3 separate regions of the Mus musculus genome follow, and all the other regions are linked to region 1. A link is a loop called in an ENCODE intact Hi-C map of the cell type or tissue named here. Cell type or tissue: heart. All regions are shown on one strand.

Region 1 (5,000 bases):
AAAATTAGGTACTTATATCTGATCTTGTACAGAGAAGAATTCAAGATGGATGAAGACCTTAATTTAAAACTTGAAACACTGGAACTTCTGGATGAAAATATAGGAAATACTCTCTATGACACTGGGGTGGGTAAAAACCTTCTGAACAGAGTTAATGCCCAGGAACTAGTCTCGGGCATCAACAGATGGGGCTACATGAAGTTAAAATGTTTTGACACGGGAAGAGAAACTATCAGCAAAAGCCAACAGCCTAAATAAGGGAGAAAATCCTTAAACCAGCTAGACTTCAGACAAGGGGCTAGTATGCAGGATTTACAAAGAAGTACAGAAATTGAATACCAAGGAGATCAAGCTGCCAATGAACACGTCTTTTGAACTGAAGAAACAGTTTAAAAAAAAAAAACAAAACCAATACATATCTCAAGAAATGTCCAATATCCCTAGTCATCAGGAACATGCACATTAAAACTACTTTGATATACCCACCTCACCCCAGTCACAACAGCAATCATCAAGGAATCTTATGACAAATGTTGGCGAGAATGTGGGAAAGAGGAACCCTTATTCACTGCTAGTGGAGGTGCAAACTAATGAACAACCATTGTGGAAATCAGTTCAGAGACTCGTCAAAAAAAAAATCCAAATAGTACTCACTTTTGAGTGATTCAGTATTCACTTCTGGGCATATACCCAAAGACTTCCACACCCTACCTGCAGATATTTGCACACCCATTTTTTTCTTTGCTGTTTCATTGACTATAGCAAGGAAATAAAACAAACCTACATATCCATCAACAAATAAATAGTGGACATCTGGTTATATATATACATATATATGTATGTGTGTGTGTGTGTATAATTCATCACCAAAGAAAAAGGAAATCACAGACTTTTCAAGATACAATATATAATATTATGTAAGGATACACACTCAAAAAGAAAAAAAAGCTGCATGTTCTATTTCATGTGTATTCTAGCCCACAGAGCATTGGTGTATACAAATATACAGGTGTATTCTAGCCCATAGAGAGTTAGTGTATACAAATAGACACTTAGGTATAGAGTAACATTTAGAAAGGAGAACAAGAAAGAGTGATACAAAGTAATCAGGACTTAATGCAGGAAAAGGACGGAAGGTGGAGGGAGAGCTAATGCTAATGGAGAGCGAATGCTATTCGCTTTTCTAGCTTTACCACAGTCCACACCGAAGTCCTCTGATCTCCAACCTAGTGAACTTGTTCCAAATGGTGCAGAACTTTTTAGTGGCAGCTTTGGGGGTGGACCTTGCTGCTTCTACAGGGATCACTCCAGTTGTCCCCCAAGCCCTCTTCCTCTTCATTATGTCTCCGTGCACAGGGACCTTCTGAGAGGTGTTTTCCAACTGTTCTGTCTAAATAGAGCTCATCTCGCCCCTCCTGAGGGCTGCCCCATTTCCTTGCCTTGTTTATCCGTGCAGTGTTGTGGTGGAGCTGAGGCCCCATTCCTGCTGAGCATGTCCTCTCACAGTGAATCACTCATTCTTGACTTGCTCTTAGGCCACTTTATTACCCCCTGCCAAGGACATGCGCACAGGACTTGACTTATCACTACTGTACATCCAGTAGCGAAAGCAGTGCCCTGTCCTTGCTAATAAAAATAACTCACTCACCTAAAACAACAACAATGCATTGCTGGACCTGGTGTTGCATACCTATCCCTAGCATCCAGGAGGCTGAGGCAGGAGGATTTCTATGAGTCTGAGGCCAGCCTGCTCTTCATAGTTCTAGGACAACCTGGGCTACATAGATACCCTATCTCAGAACAAAACAGAAACAAGAATAGAAATTTTAGAAGATAAGAGTGGAGTAGAAATGTAAAAGTGTATGTCCCCAAATAATAATACCTAAGTTGGATGACAAGCCCGTCATTGACTTCCCTTTTTCCTTCTATACTCTTTTCAGATTCACCCACACTAGTGTGTATCTTAATAACAATTTATGCCCAAACGAATTGCTGTGTTTGCAGTTAATATGGACCCCCATGAGGAACACTTATAAATGGCACAAGCGCTATATTTCAATTCAAGGACATTGTAAGGGGATCACATATAGAATATGAGTGTTCCATTGCTGTTTAGTTAAGTCAGACACTTCTTTCTTGGGGTCTTTTCCTAGCTTTAGCTTCTCCCACAAGAGGCATGGATACCGAAACAAACAAACGAACAAACAAAGCCAGAACACGTCTTTAGCCGACGGTTGGCATATTTCATTCCATGTTTTACATGGTGTCCAGAAGCACAGAGCAGCTCTTGGATTCTGACAGCAGAACCCGCGCCGGCACGCCTCACAAACAGTACAGGCCGTGTGTTCCATAGCTACTGTCCACAGCAGCCAACGTCCACCTCCGTCTGCATCTCGGGCTCTAAATCAGACTATTCTCAGACCAGGAGAGCAGATTTGATCTCTCAGGCTAACTCACCAGGAGGTAAACCTGACCTCCTAGCTCCCCTCCGCCCAGAGATTCCCCGCACCCGCACCCGCTAGCCCCGCCCCGTAGCCTGGCGCGTGACGTCACCGCGCTGCGCCCTGTCAGGCGCCGCCATTGTTCCACCGGTAAGACCCAGGTGTGGGTCCCCGGCGCCATGAGCAAACGCAAGGCGCCGCAGGAGACCCTCAACGGCGGCATCACGGACATGCTCGTGGGTGAGTCCCGGGCCGCCCTCCGGCTCCTCTGCTCAGCCGGGCCTCGCTTCTCCCACCCCCCCCCCCGCGGGTCGCAGCGCCCCGGCTGCGTCCGTCGCGGCCGCCGGTGGAGGAACCCGCCCACACCTCCATCCCGGGACCCGCGTTCGCGGGGGTGTGTGTACTTGTGTCCTCGAGCCCTTTGTTGTCTTTTCAGAACTCGCAAACTTTGAGAAGAACGTGAGCCAGGCGATCCACAAGTACAATGCGTACAGGTACGTTGTTAGCCGGCGTTCCAGGACATCCTAGTTTGCTGTCACTTAGCAGGGATGGAAAGCCGGTGCCCAGTGGTTCAAAGCTGAGTGGCACTTTATTTAACCTATACAGGGTTTTGGCAGGGCGTTATAGGGTTAATTCAGGAGACTGTACAGTTCCGACTGAAAATAGGTGTCTGATGCATATATTCCCACCATTAATCTTGAATTGACTGGAAATACAGTTTAAAAAACATAATAAACAACAGTAGACGAGATCTGAACTGTGAAATAGATGTAGTTCAGGAAATCGCCTTTCCTTCTGGATGGGCTGTCACCTTCCTGAAAACCAGTTGCCTGCCTATCACTACAAACCTCAGCGGGCACCTTCTCCTGGCCGCTCTTCCCACAGTCAGCTACTTAACCTATAAGCATCCCAAAGCCCCTCAGCTTCTAACAGTAAAAGTAAACTATCCTTGCTTTCCCCAAGCTAGCCCTTACAGCCTTACAGTTAGTGTTCTCCTATAGTCTGTTCCATGCCTGGATTTCCTCATTTGAAGTCGAATTATTATTATTATTATTATTATTATTATTATTATTATATGATTATTTGGGGGATTATAATTACATCATTTCCCCTTTTCCTCTCTCCAAACACTTCCATATATAACCCTCTATGATCTCTCAAATTCATAACCTCCTTTTTTCATTATATATATATATGTGCACATATATATACACACATATTTCGATACACATACATACACACACACATTTTCCTAAATACATAAATACAATCTGTTCCAACTGTGTAATGCTACTTGTATATTTTCAGGGATAACCAACTGATGTGTTAGGAAAGACTGTTTCCTGTAGTTCTTTGTGTAGGGTTGAGGTCCTGACCACTGTGGTGTGTCTGTCACATTCTTCCTTGTTCAGCTCATGTCTGGGCAGTCATGTTAGTAAGACCTTATGAGCATAGCTTCTGACATTACTGGGCAACACAGCCTTCCCGCCATTTCCCTGATGCTCTGACTCTCACAGTCTTCCCATTCCCTCTCCACAGTGTTCCCTGGGCCTTAGGCTTAGGAGTTATTTTATAGATGTATCCATTTAACTTGGCTCCATAACTCTGCATTTTGATTGGTTGTGCTTTTCTATAGTGGTCTCTGTTGCAAAGAGCAGTTTTCTTGATGAGAGGTGAAGGCTACATTTGCTGTGGGTATGTGAAGGCTACATTTGTCTGTGGGTATAAGGATGAACGTGTAGACTGTAGCTAGGGATTGTACTGCTTTGGGAAAGTGGTGGTTGTAGATTCTTCTCTCAGACCTATGACTTTGCTAGCCCTGGGTAGTTGTCTAGGTTGCTGGTAGCAGGTATGATTTACTTCCCTCTTGATGAGTGAATCTTAAGTCCAATTAAAGAGCTGTTGGTTACCACTGAGATATATGTGTCCCCACTGCACCCTTAGAGTTAGCATGCCGTGTAGGTCATTGTGCGTCATAGGTGTCATAGCTGTGTAGGACTGTTGGTGGATTCCCCCCTTTGGAAGCTTGCGTGGTGCCTTCTGATACCATGAAAGCCAGTCCTCAGAGAAGGGAGAGTTCAGGGCAGTGCTAGCTCAGAGGCCTCAGAAATGCATTATTTCTTCAGCAATAGGAACTTACCTTCTACTTCTTTGGTGGCTTTTAGGGTACCACCAAAGGCGTTACCAGTAGCCTGTATGTTTGTTCAAGGTGATAAATATGGTCCTGTTTTTATTCCACTACTTGAGGACATCCAGTTTTCTCAGCACCATTTGGTGAAGATGCTTTCTGAAAATACATCCTGTGTTGGATGATGATTCAAAGCATATACCACTTTCTGGAGAGTCAGGAGCAGCCACCAGGCTGCTGCCACCTAACTGGTGCTGTAACTGTAACTTCAGAAGGCCATTCCATCTTTCTGTCAGACCAGCTGCATCAGGATGGCAGGGAATGTTGTAAGGCCAATGGAGCCCATGAATGTGGGCCCACTGTTGCACTTCTCTGGCTGTGAAGTGGATTGTTTGGTCAAAAACAATCCACAGATGGTAGCTTTGGCAGAA
Region 2 (5,000 bases), 110 kb before region 1:
AGTTTTCAAAGCACCTTATGTTCATTAATTACTTAAGGTTTCAGACCTCACTTTACAGACATGAAAATGAGACAGAACTTCAAAAGGACTCCTTGAGGTGGTAGTTTGAGGACTGCCACCTGCCTCCCAAGCTGTCTGAGCTCTTCCCACTAACGGTCTGCATGATCCTTGTTTGTGACATTTTTTAGTTTTAATTTCTGGTGCTCTGGATTGGACTCAGAGCCTTGCATTTGCTAAGCGCATGCTCAGCCACTGAGCTGCAACTCAACCCTACTGATAACACTCTTAAACGGCTTTAAAGAGAGCAGACACTTCTCAATGCTAGGAACAGGACCCTTGAACTTAGACCCCCAACAGCCACTTACAGGTGTGGGTGGGCAATGTTGCCCCTCTGAGCCTCAGTTTCCTGGGCTTCCCAATGGGCTAATCTCTTCTATCTTGTATAGTTTTTGAAAGTTAAAGGAGCTATAGATACAGAACCTGGAAGCCTGATGCACGGCCGGTGTGCACCGGGCTTCAAGTGAATGTCCTCATCAACAGGACTCAAGTTGTTCGAAGCTACTGATAAAGAAGAGGTACCAAGCTCTTTGGGATGTGTGTGGGGGTGGGGCACGGTCCTCCTGGTCTTCAAGGGTTAATAACGGTTCCTTTTTCCTTGCACATATGACATGATAGAAAGCCCAGGTTCTGCACCAGGGTCAGAGAGCAGTACACACAGGAGCCATTACTTCCTGAATGCAGAGTGATATCTTATATCCCCATCTTCAATCTGTTTTTCTGGTTTGCCTTTTTCAGGACAGTTTTTCCACCCCACAGCAGGGCCTCTGAAACTCTCTGGGCATCTGGAATCAGCACTTGCCACATTTAGCTGCTTCAGTGGAATCATTAAGGTATAAGCTAACAGGATATTTGCTTCCACAGAATAGACTTGCAGTAGAAAAGTCTACAACGTATGGGACCAGTCTATGCCTGCAGTGATCATTTCAGAGGCACAGGGTGGACTCGGGTCTGTTAGGTCAATCCCCAAAGAAAACTCTAGAGGCTTCTCTCTGATGTGTCAGGAGCACTGAACATGAAGAACAGCTGGCCTGTGTTTTCTGAGCTGCTGACACAGCTCTCCTGGACTGTGCCTTTAAACATTCCAGAGAAATTTGTGATACATGACCAGCAATCTGCTTCATTTGTTTTTCCAGTAACCAAGAATTGAGTTCATCTTACCTTGCACTCCTATCTATAAAAGTTAGTCTCCCAGGCATCATGAAAGTAGACAGTTGGGCCAGTATTAAAGATGATGGTACTTGACCAAGGCTTTGTGAATCTCTACCTGTAACTTAACTTTCCTTTCCTTTCCTTTCCTTTCCTTTCCTTTCCTTTCCTTTCCTTTCCTCCTGAAACAGGATCTCACTTATCCCAGGCTAGCCTTGAGCTTCTGATCTTCTTGCCCACATCTCCTGAGCACTAGGGATTACAAGTGTTCACTGTAACACCAAGTTTACCTGGTGCTGGGAATCAGGCCTAAAGACTCTCTGCATTCCACGTGAACACTCTGCCAACTAAGCTGCAGCCCCAACTCCAGCTCCGTCCTCTAGAAATCTGGGTCGTCAGCACCCGACTGGGTTTGAAGTGAGACCTATCCCATGGCCAGCTCAAAGCTGGCCTTCAGTTCTTGGTTTCTGCATTTAGTTGCTTCCTGCAGCATTTTCTGACACCCAAGAGAAAAAAAAAAAAGAAACAAAAAAAGCTATTCTGAGACAATAGATGCACAGCTGCCAGAACTCAGATTGCACTGTTTCAGCTCAGACCACCAAAGGCTCCCACTCACAGAGACCTGGTGTCTCGGGATGTGTGTGAACTTTACACTGTGAATGGCGTTAAGTCTATTAACTGTGGCTGATAAGCCGTGTTTGCAGCCTCCACCATTAGATGGAGGACGAGCACATGTGTTTTCACCTTACAACCCTCACACCAGTCTTTCCAGTCCACGAGCCTGGCAGGCAACTCTGAGTCACTCTCTGGCTTTGGCCGAGCACCCTGCTCAGTGAGCAGTCTTGATGTGTGCAGCTTCAGTCCCCAAAGCCTTAGCGGAAATATAGATGTTCCTCTGCTCCTCCCGGCTGCATCAAGCATCCTGGGTCTGGGAGAGAGCAGGCCAGCTGCTGTAGAACTCACAGGAGACTTTCCAAATAATCTGGGGGTGTCCTGGAAACTCCGTCCTAATCCAGTTGGTCCGGGGTGGGGGGGTGCAGCTAGTACTGCCCCTGCCAGGATACAGGCTGGCTCTCCTAAAAACACTTTAGGTGGATTGAACAGGATGGTCAGAGGGACTGTTTACATTATAGTGTTTCCAGTATCTGGTCTGGGGCTGAATATTATTTAACCCTCACTGGCTGTGCCCACTCTACCTTCCACTGACCTGCATAGATTTGTTCTGGACAGGCCACGTCTGGATCTCAGTGAAAATCCCTAGCTGTATTTTTCTGTAAGTGTACTCCAGTTGTATTTGTGACGCGCTCGCAGGATTGTTAAATATCCACCACCACAACAGACACACGTTTTTTGTATATGCCCCTGCCCCATTATCAGCTGCGGAAGACCACGGCATCATTCTAAGCTGGCCATCAAATTAAAGCATTGCTACTGCTTTTCTTTGCACTGAAGCTTCGTCCTTAGTTATCTTGGAGCGCTGCATACTTTCCTCCCACGCCCACACCATCTCTCCCTCCCCCCACTCCATCCATCCTCCCGCTGTTTCTGTGAGGTTAAGAAAACAAAGGTCCTGAAGGAATCCAGAGAGCCTTTAGACTCTTCCAGCTGCAGCATGAAAAAGCAAACACATCTGTGCTTGATGTCCAAGGGTGAGATTGACTGGAAGAACGGAAGAGAGGATGCGATGAACTCCCGAGAGACGAGAGGTTTTGCATCCTGACTCCCACTAGTAATGAGAGGTTCCTAAAAATCTCAGCTTCTCTCTGCCAGCCTAGTTAATCATGCTGCCCAGGCAAAATGCCCCCTCCTTGATGCCCAGCCTGTTTTTTAGTGTGTTCCTTGGTCAGAAGGTAGCCATACAACTCTGGCTTCTCAGCTCAGGAAGGCAGCTGAATCTAGTTACTGCCCGTTAGTGCTGCTCCCATTGTCTGTTGAAAGAACCGGAGTCATTCTGTTTGCTTTCTCCCCTGTGCAAGCAAAACTTCTGCAAGAGACACCTCTCTCCCATTCTCTCCCTCTCACCTCAGCTTACCCAGGGTCATTGCAAAGAACCCTGGATGATGCTGGCTGGTCCTCTGTCTGTGCTTCCATTAAGCATCCCTTCACTGGCTCAGTTTGCCCCCAAAGACTTTAAAGGGACAGAAGAAGAGTCAGCTGTTAGATACCGGCAGAAATTAACTTACCGAGAGTGCTTGCTTCTTTCCCACTCTTGCAGGGGCCTCTCCTTGACGCTGAGCTCTTGAGTTCCTGCAGGCTCTGTCTCCCTGAACAGCTCCAGCCAATTTGAAGGATGAAGAAGGGGTGGGGCCAGAGGTGTGGGCGGGGTTTCTCCTCTGCTGGTGGGTGGACTGAGGAGCCAATGGAGCAGCCGGTGTCTCTAAGGAGGGGGAGGAAGTGCGCGCGGAGGAGCACAGCCAGTCTTGGCTTGCCGCCAGTTTGATTATTCACCGTACTGATGTCATCGAATCACAGGAATTTTCAGAGTTGGAGGGGACTTAAGACTCATCCTGTTTTAAAACCCCGGTCTCAAAGGCCTAAAAGGAACTGTAAGGATCTGCTGCTCTAAGCTCCTGTCTTGACCCATGAGTTTATAGTTCTAAACAGCCCCGCCCAGTTGGGGATGGGGGAGAGGTCTTCTGGAATTTGAAGCAACTACCCCTCAGGACACGTGGGCAATTAATTGGCCGGGCAGATGATGATAAGCTGGGTTGGGTGTGACTGGAGATAGAACGCACATGACTTTTGGTGCGCTCCCTACCTCTGACCTGCTCTCCTAGACTGAGGTGCTTCTCTGCGGCATCTCAGCAGAGATCTCTCAGAGAATTGAGAAAAGTGGGGAAATGGGCAGGTCTCTCAGCCTCAGCACCCTGAAATTCTATCCTAAGCCATCCTTCTTCTAAGCCCCACACCCCGGAGGCAGACAATAAAAGCTCCTGAAAACTACTATTCTGATGACCCTTTCACAACCTACCAAAGCCTCGGCAGTCTCGGGGCACCAGGTCACCCAAAATTCCAGTTTAGTCTTCATCTGCAGCTGCTTGCACATCAGAGGGGTGGGCGAGTGGCCTCTGTCAATCTCGGCTGGCGTGGAGCTGAGAGGAGGGTTTCTCAGTAATCACAGGTGCCCTGAGTTTTGCTAAATGCACACTCCCCTCCATAAACACACACACACACACACACACACACACACACACACACACACATCCTCCGAAACCCCAGCTTTTGTGTTTCTACCACCTGTGAGTCTGTTTCCCCTGTCAGACTCCGGGGGGTGGGGGTGGGGGGGGGTGGGAAGCAAGACTGAAGAGCCAGAAATACAAATGGGAAGCTGATACCATAACAATGGGAACTTTGATTTTAGTCAAAGGATTGCAGGGGGGTGGGGTGGGGGGAGTGAAAATAAATCTTAATGATATCACATCCTGGGAAACTTGCCTAGGAGCCCTTTGCTCCAAAGGGCTCCAAGTACAATAACTTGGGGGCAGATGGATAAGAAAATGAAGTGCTGAAGAAAGAGTTCCTAAGGCTAGCTTCTGCAATGGGGGTCCTCTCTGTAGTGTGTGTCACCTGTGGGGGCAGAGAGTTGGCTTAATGATCCCTTTGTTGGGGGCAATGGAAGTGGACAGCTGACGAGGTATCAGGACAAAAACCATGATGAGAAAACTAATTAAGAAGTGATGTGATTCCCAGGATAGCCCAAGGAAAGAGAAGTGGGCAAGAAGCTGACAACACAGCTATTAACCAGGAGGCAGGTGCTCTGTGTACAGACTAAAAGCATCTCCTTTAAAAGGGGA
Region 3 (5,000 bases), 130 kb before region 1:
CAGCTTAGGGCGCAACTTGCCTCTGTGTTGTGCTTGGAGGGAGAAGGAGACCGGCTTCCTTCAGTCTGCATGGCTCTCCTCTGAAGTCCTATTTCTAAGTACTTGGACTTCACTTACTTATTTTCTATCTTTTGGCTAGTGTTCTCTTGCTGCGGTCAGGACTTGTTTTTGCTGCCGAGTAGAGTTTCTCTGTGGTTTCCTCGTGGGGTTGAACTGTGCTATGTGCAATCAGATGTTTCCTACCAGGATCTGCATGAGTGTCCCACACCCTGCTGTGGAGGGTACACACTTTGCAGGTCACTTTCACAGGCTCTGGGGGTGGGGATTCCAAGTTTTCTTGGGTCACAGGGAATTATGTATATTGGACCCTGAGCGCGTTTAAGTTAGTGAGTGCAGCTCATTTATCCCCTCGAGCACAGCATAGCTTGTTTTTTTCTAGGAGGCCGTGTTGGGAGTATAGGATCAGCAGACCTAGGCATCATGGGTACTGCCAAGCCTCGCCAACCCCACCCAGTGATTGTCAGCAAAGGTTGTGCAGGGAAACTTAATAGCTGCTCGCTCTGTGTGTGGTCCATGTTAAAGTCTTAATAAAGCTTTACCAGTCCTGGGGACTATGTCTGGTTACTGAGACTACCCTTCACTAAGTAGAAGGCACTCATTTGAGACATCTGAAACTCTGGGTAGAGTGTGAGTCTCCAGCTACCCTGGGAGATGGGTCATTTAGTGCTGTTTGTAAGGTTGGTGGCAGCTAAGGTCTAGAGGAATCTAATGGTTTCTCCAGGTTGTAAAAGGCAAAGCCATTAAAGCCCCAGGTGCCCATGCCAGTCCTTTCCTGTGTGCCACACGGGCAGAGGGTGGAGCTGCCAGTTCCCAAGTGTCTCTTGTAGAGGTTTTTCTGAGGGAGATGGGCATCTTACTTACTTTTCCATTGCTGGGACAAAACACCTCGACCAAGGCAACTCATTAAAGAAGGTGTTTAATTGGGCTTACAGTTCCACAGGGTTAGAGTCCGTGATGCCGGAGCAAAGGCAAGATGGCAGGTATGATGAGAGCTCACCACTTGACCCACAAGTAGGGGGCAGAGAGCAGAGTGGGAATGACATGGGCTTTTGGGCCTCAGGGCTCACCCCCCAGCGACACACCTACTCCCATAAGACCACACTTTCTAATCCTTTTCAACTGGACCAAGAATCCAAACACAGAGCCTATAAAGAGTGAGTCTCATTCCAAGCACCAGGTGGAGTCTAATGCTGCCAGTTGATACGAGTAGTCACTGATAACTCTCTAAACCAATTTTCTAGACATCTATAGCAGGACTTTCTGGACCTGCCAGAGATTAAATGACGTAGGGACTTACTGATTTCTAGTATAGCTTACGCTTTTAGCTTGGGCTATCTCCCATCTAGCTCATTCAACTTAACCTTATCCTAGCCCACGACACACCATGTGATTAGTTCTTTGCCGCTCTCTCTGTCCCAGTTTGTCCAACCACCTTCTCGGTACCTACAACCACTTCCTTATCTGGTGGTGAATCCCCGCCTCTGATTCTTTTCCCAGAGACCCTCTCTCAGCCTGCCTTCCCTTTCCTGCCTAGCTACTGGCTGTCAGATCTTTATTAAGCCAATCAATGGGTGAGGAAGGAGGGGTATTTACAAAGTACCGAGGCAGATGATGAGGCCTAAGAATAACACCACCAAAGTCAGGCCAGCTCTCAGCTGGTACAGTGATCAGCAATTGTATATACAGAGTCAGCTTTCACACGGTGCACCCCAACAGATGTCTGTTCACTACCTGGAAGTGTGTTGTGCTTGTTAAGAGCTCAGTTTTGGGGCTGGAGAGATGGCTCAGAGGTAAAGAGCACTGGCTGTTCTCCCAGAGGATCAGGGTTCAATTCCCAGCACCCACGTGGAAGCTCACATCTGTAACTCCAGTTCCAGAGACTGCAACTGCTTCACACAGCCAAAACACCATTGAACATTTTTTTTTAAAGTTCAGTTTCTGTTTCTCTTAGACACTACATATGTATGTCTCTATTGGGAGACAGGTTCTATATACCACAGCCTTCATGATGAAATGAAAGGACAGCCTGTGGGGGTAGGGTGGGTGTCACTTCTCTGTTTCCTTTATGTGACTCCAGAGGACTCAAGTCATCAGGTTTGGCTGTAAGTGGCTTCACTCATGGATCCAGGTTGGTTTATTTGGGTTTTTTTGCCCACTTCTCACACATGTCTCTAGTACAGTGCCCTCCCTTTTCCCTAGCAACTTTGCAAATATTAAATGGAAAACCCCAGGAAAGGGCAACCTTTCAGGTTGTGTATTATTCTGAGCAGCGTGATGAAGTCTTTCACTGACTTGCCATCCCACCCTGGCAGGCCCCATCTTTCCCTGGACACAGATCACACCTTGCCCCTGGTCTCGCTGGCCACTAAGGACCGGCCAGTCTCCACTCTTAACAATGGCCATAGTATCTGGTCTCTTTGTGCTCAGGTAACCGCTATTTTATTTAGTAGCCCTACTTCACAAGTAAATGCGGGGGGGGGGGGGTTCGGGGGGGGGTTGGATAGGCCAGTGAAAAAATAAGAAGACTGAAAGAAAATGCTTCCTCTCAATGAGAAATTCAAAGTTCCCAATAAGAACAAAAATCCCACGTGAATGCCTCAGTAAGGACAATACTTGTAACTGAAATTGTAAAGCACTTAAAAAAACATATGCAAAAAACAAAACTCCCACTGGGATCTTGGAATGGGTTCTGTACAGATCAGGGCTGACTGCTGTATCCCTTCCCTCGGTCTTGTTTTAGAGGGATTGGGCCTGGGAGCAGGAAACGTCATCAACTTATATTTTCTTCTATGCCAGTAGGTGGTGACTAGGTGCCATCAAAACTGGTTGTGATTGTTAATGGCTTTAAAAAGGGACTTGATGAGAAGCCCAAGGGATCTGAAACACTAAAGATTGTGTGCTCAGCTTTTGTATACGGAATTGAAGTCTATTAGACCTTGCCATGCACAGACCTGGGCTCTGTGCTCCTCTGGTCTCTGACAACCAAAACCCACCATGCAGTTATCTGGGATCATAGTTGCTCTTTGGGTCTGCTATCCTCTTGTATTACCAACCAGGAATAATGAGGTAGCATTGACTTCCCCTTGACTGGTCCCCTTCTGGTGAATTCCAGACTTCGCACCCTGCATTTCCTAACCAACTCTGGGCAGGGATGAGCTCGCCTGACCCTTTAATATGATTCATATGACCGTCCAGTTGGACACTTCCCTGCAAGAATGAGCAATTGTCTTCATCTGTGTATGGTTTCCAGGACTCCCCTCAGGAATGTTGGGGCCTTTTGACTTTGTATTCCCATCCCAGGAGGCTTTTCAGCTTCGGTTTCAGTCTCAGTAATCCTAGTGTCTGAAGAAAGTCTTTTCCAGTGGGGGAGGGAGGAAGCCAGCTTCCACCCGAGGGCCTGGGAGAGCCTTGCTTCCTGCTATCTCAAGCGTTCTTTTCCAGAAATGAACTGAGATGCACCTCTGTCTAAAATCTTAGATCAGAGCATGAAGGCCGACTCATGTGAAGTCAAGAAATCTATGACTTAGTCTCTGACTCCAATGGGTGGAACTGGTCTGGGTACTTCAGAGATTTCGGGAAATCACCTGACACCTCCCCCATCAAGTCCCTGGCCTTTAGCAAATGTCTTTTGTGAGTTTAAACTACTTTTCTCCCAAGAGCCTCTAACAGGGCAGTACCAATAAATTCTAGAGAGATAAGACTTTTCTTTCTCTTCCAAAATAAGAAATTAATTAGCCACACCCAAAAGCAAGCATTACATCATGAGATAGACTCTTGGAACGAAGATGTGGTGAAGAAAGCTGGGACAGAGGTTGTGTCCCATGATTGGGAAGACAGTGTGCAGGGGCCAGAGAGAGATGAGCCACAGAGTGCATACCACACAGGCCTAAAGTGTGATGCTCCAACCTGTGGCAGAAGGGGAGAAACGGCTTCTGAGAGGTCTCCTCTGACTTGAACACCCGCACTCCCGTGCGTACACACCTGCCGACACCCACGTCACACACACTAAAGAAAGGGGATGCTGGAGAGGCAGGGCTGAAGCAGCACATTTGTGTGCATTGGCTTGCAAGCTAATTGTTCCTGGGGAGTAGAAAACCAAAGCAGAATGGGGGTGGGGGATGGGGGGGGGAGAAAGCAACCAAGACAGTAACGTGTAGTCTGACTGAACCATCTCTGGTTGAGCCGTTGCTGTCAGTAAGGGTTTTCTTCCTCGGTGTTGCCGTAGTTACTGTCCACAGACTAACACAGCTGTCTGCTCAGACTGTGGTCATAGTGTGGTTGATTTTTCCAGATGTATCTTCAGTTTATCACCTCCTGGAACAAAACAGTTATTTGGTCTCCAGGGTTCCTGGTTTCTAGTCTGCAGTCCTGATCGAGAGTTCTTATCAGATGGGGGAGGGGGGATAGGGCGGGGGGGGGGGCTGCAGCTCAGTGGTAGAGTACATACAAGGCCCTCAGTTCAACCCTCAGTCCCATGATGGCAGGTTGTAGCTTTGTGCCAGCAAGATGGCTCAGTGAGTAGAGATGCCCACTCCTGAGTCGAAGCCCCAGGATCCGCACGGTGAATGCAAAGAACAGACTCTGCCACATACCCCGTGACTTCCACATATGCAATATAACTGCCCCCCCACATACAATAAATATTTCAAAAGACTTTTTTTTAAAGTTCACTTAAGTTCCATGTCAACTCTCCCTGCCCTATTTCTTCTTAAAAAATGTATTTACTTGTATTTTATGTACATTGTGTTTTGACTGCGTGTATGTCTGTGTGAGGGTGTCGGATCCCCTACAACTGAAGTTACAGACAGTTGTGAGCTGCCATACGGTTGCTGGGAATTAAACCCAGGTCCTCTGGAATAGTAGTCAGTGCTCTTAACCATTTAGCCACCTCTCCAGCTCCCTCCCCCATTCTATTTCTATTGGGTGGCACCCAGAATATT

Evidence for each region. A loop is a pair of places that touch in the nucleus more often than their neighbours do. Peaks named below come from ENCODE experiments on the same cell type or tissue, not always from the same donor. Only the 100,000 strongest peaks of a DNase experiment are listed, where the experiment ranks them.
Region 2: a loop joins it to region 1, with 1.9 times the contacts of the local background. A loop is called at or near these places in 8 of 42 quality-filtered maps.
Region 3: it touches region 1 in a loop (2.2-fold over the local background); 13 of 42 quality-filtered maps call a loop at or near these places.

Annotation. Positions count from the first base shown.
Region 1 is chr8:22,650,995-22,655,994 of GRCm38, reverse strand. It overlaps Polb (polymerase (DNA directed), beta), which reads left to right and starts at 2,558. Exons shown (of 14, transcript NM_011130.2): 1 at 2,558-2,681; 2 at 2,878-2,935. The coding sequence starts at 2,621. In heart, no CTCF peak of the experiment used is centred here; a DNase peak (open chromatin) is centred at 2,534; H3K4me3 peaks cover 1,566 bases; H3K27ac peaks cover 1,272 bases.
Region 2 is chr8:22,756,218-22,761,217 of GRCm38, reverse strand. It overlaps Plat (plasminogen activator, tissue), which reads right to left and starts at 3,496. Exons shown (of 14, transcript NM_008872.3): 1 at 3,390-3,496. In heart, a CTCF peak has its summit at 1,937; DNase peaks (open chromatin) are centred at 2,107, 2,837 and 3,547; H3K4me3 peaks cover 2,350 bases; H3K27ac peaks cover 2,847 bases.
Region 3 is chr8:22,782,963-22,787,962 of GRCm38, reverse strand. It overlaps Ap3m2 (adaptor-related protein complex 3, mu 2 subunit), which reads left to right. Exons shown (of 9, transcript NM_029505.3): 9 at 1-609. Among named protein-coding and RNA genes, the nearest start is that of Ap3m2, 20 kb to the left of the region's middle. In heart, a CTCF peak has its summit at 2,853 (motif pointing right); DNase peaks (open chromatin) are centred at 3,352 and 4,042.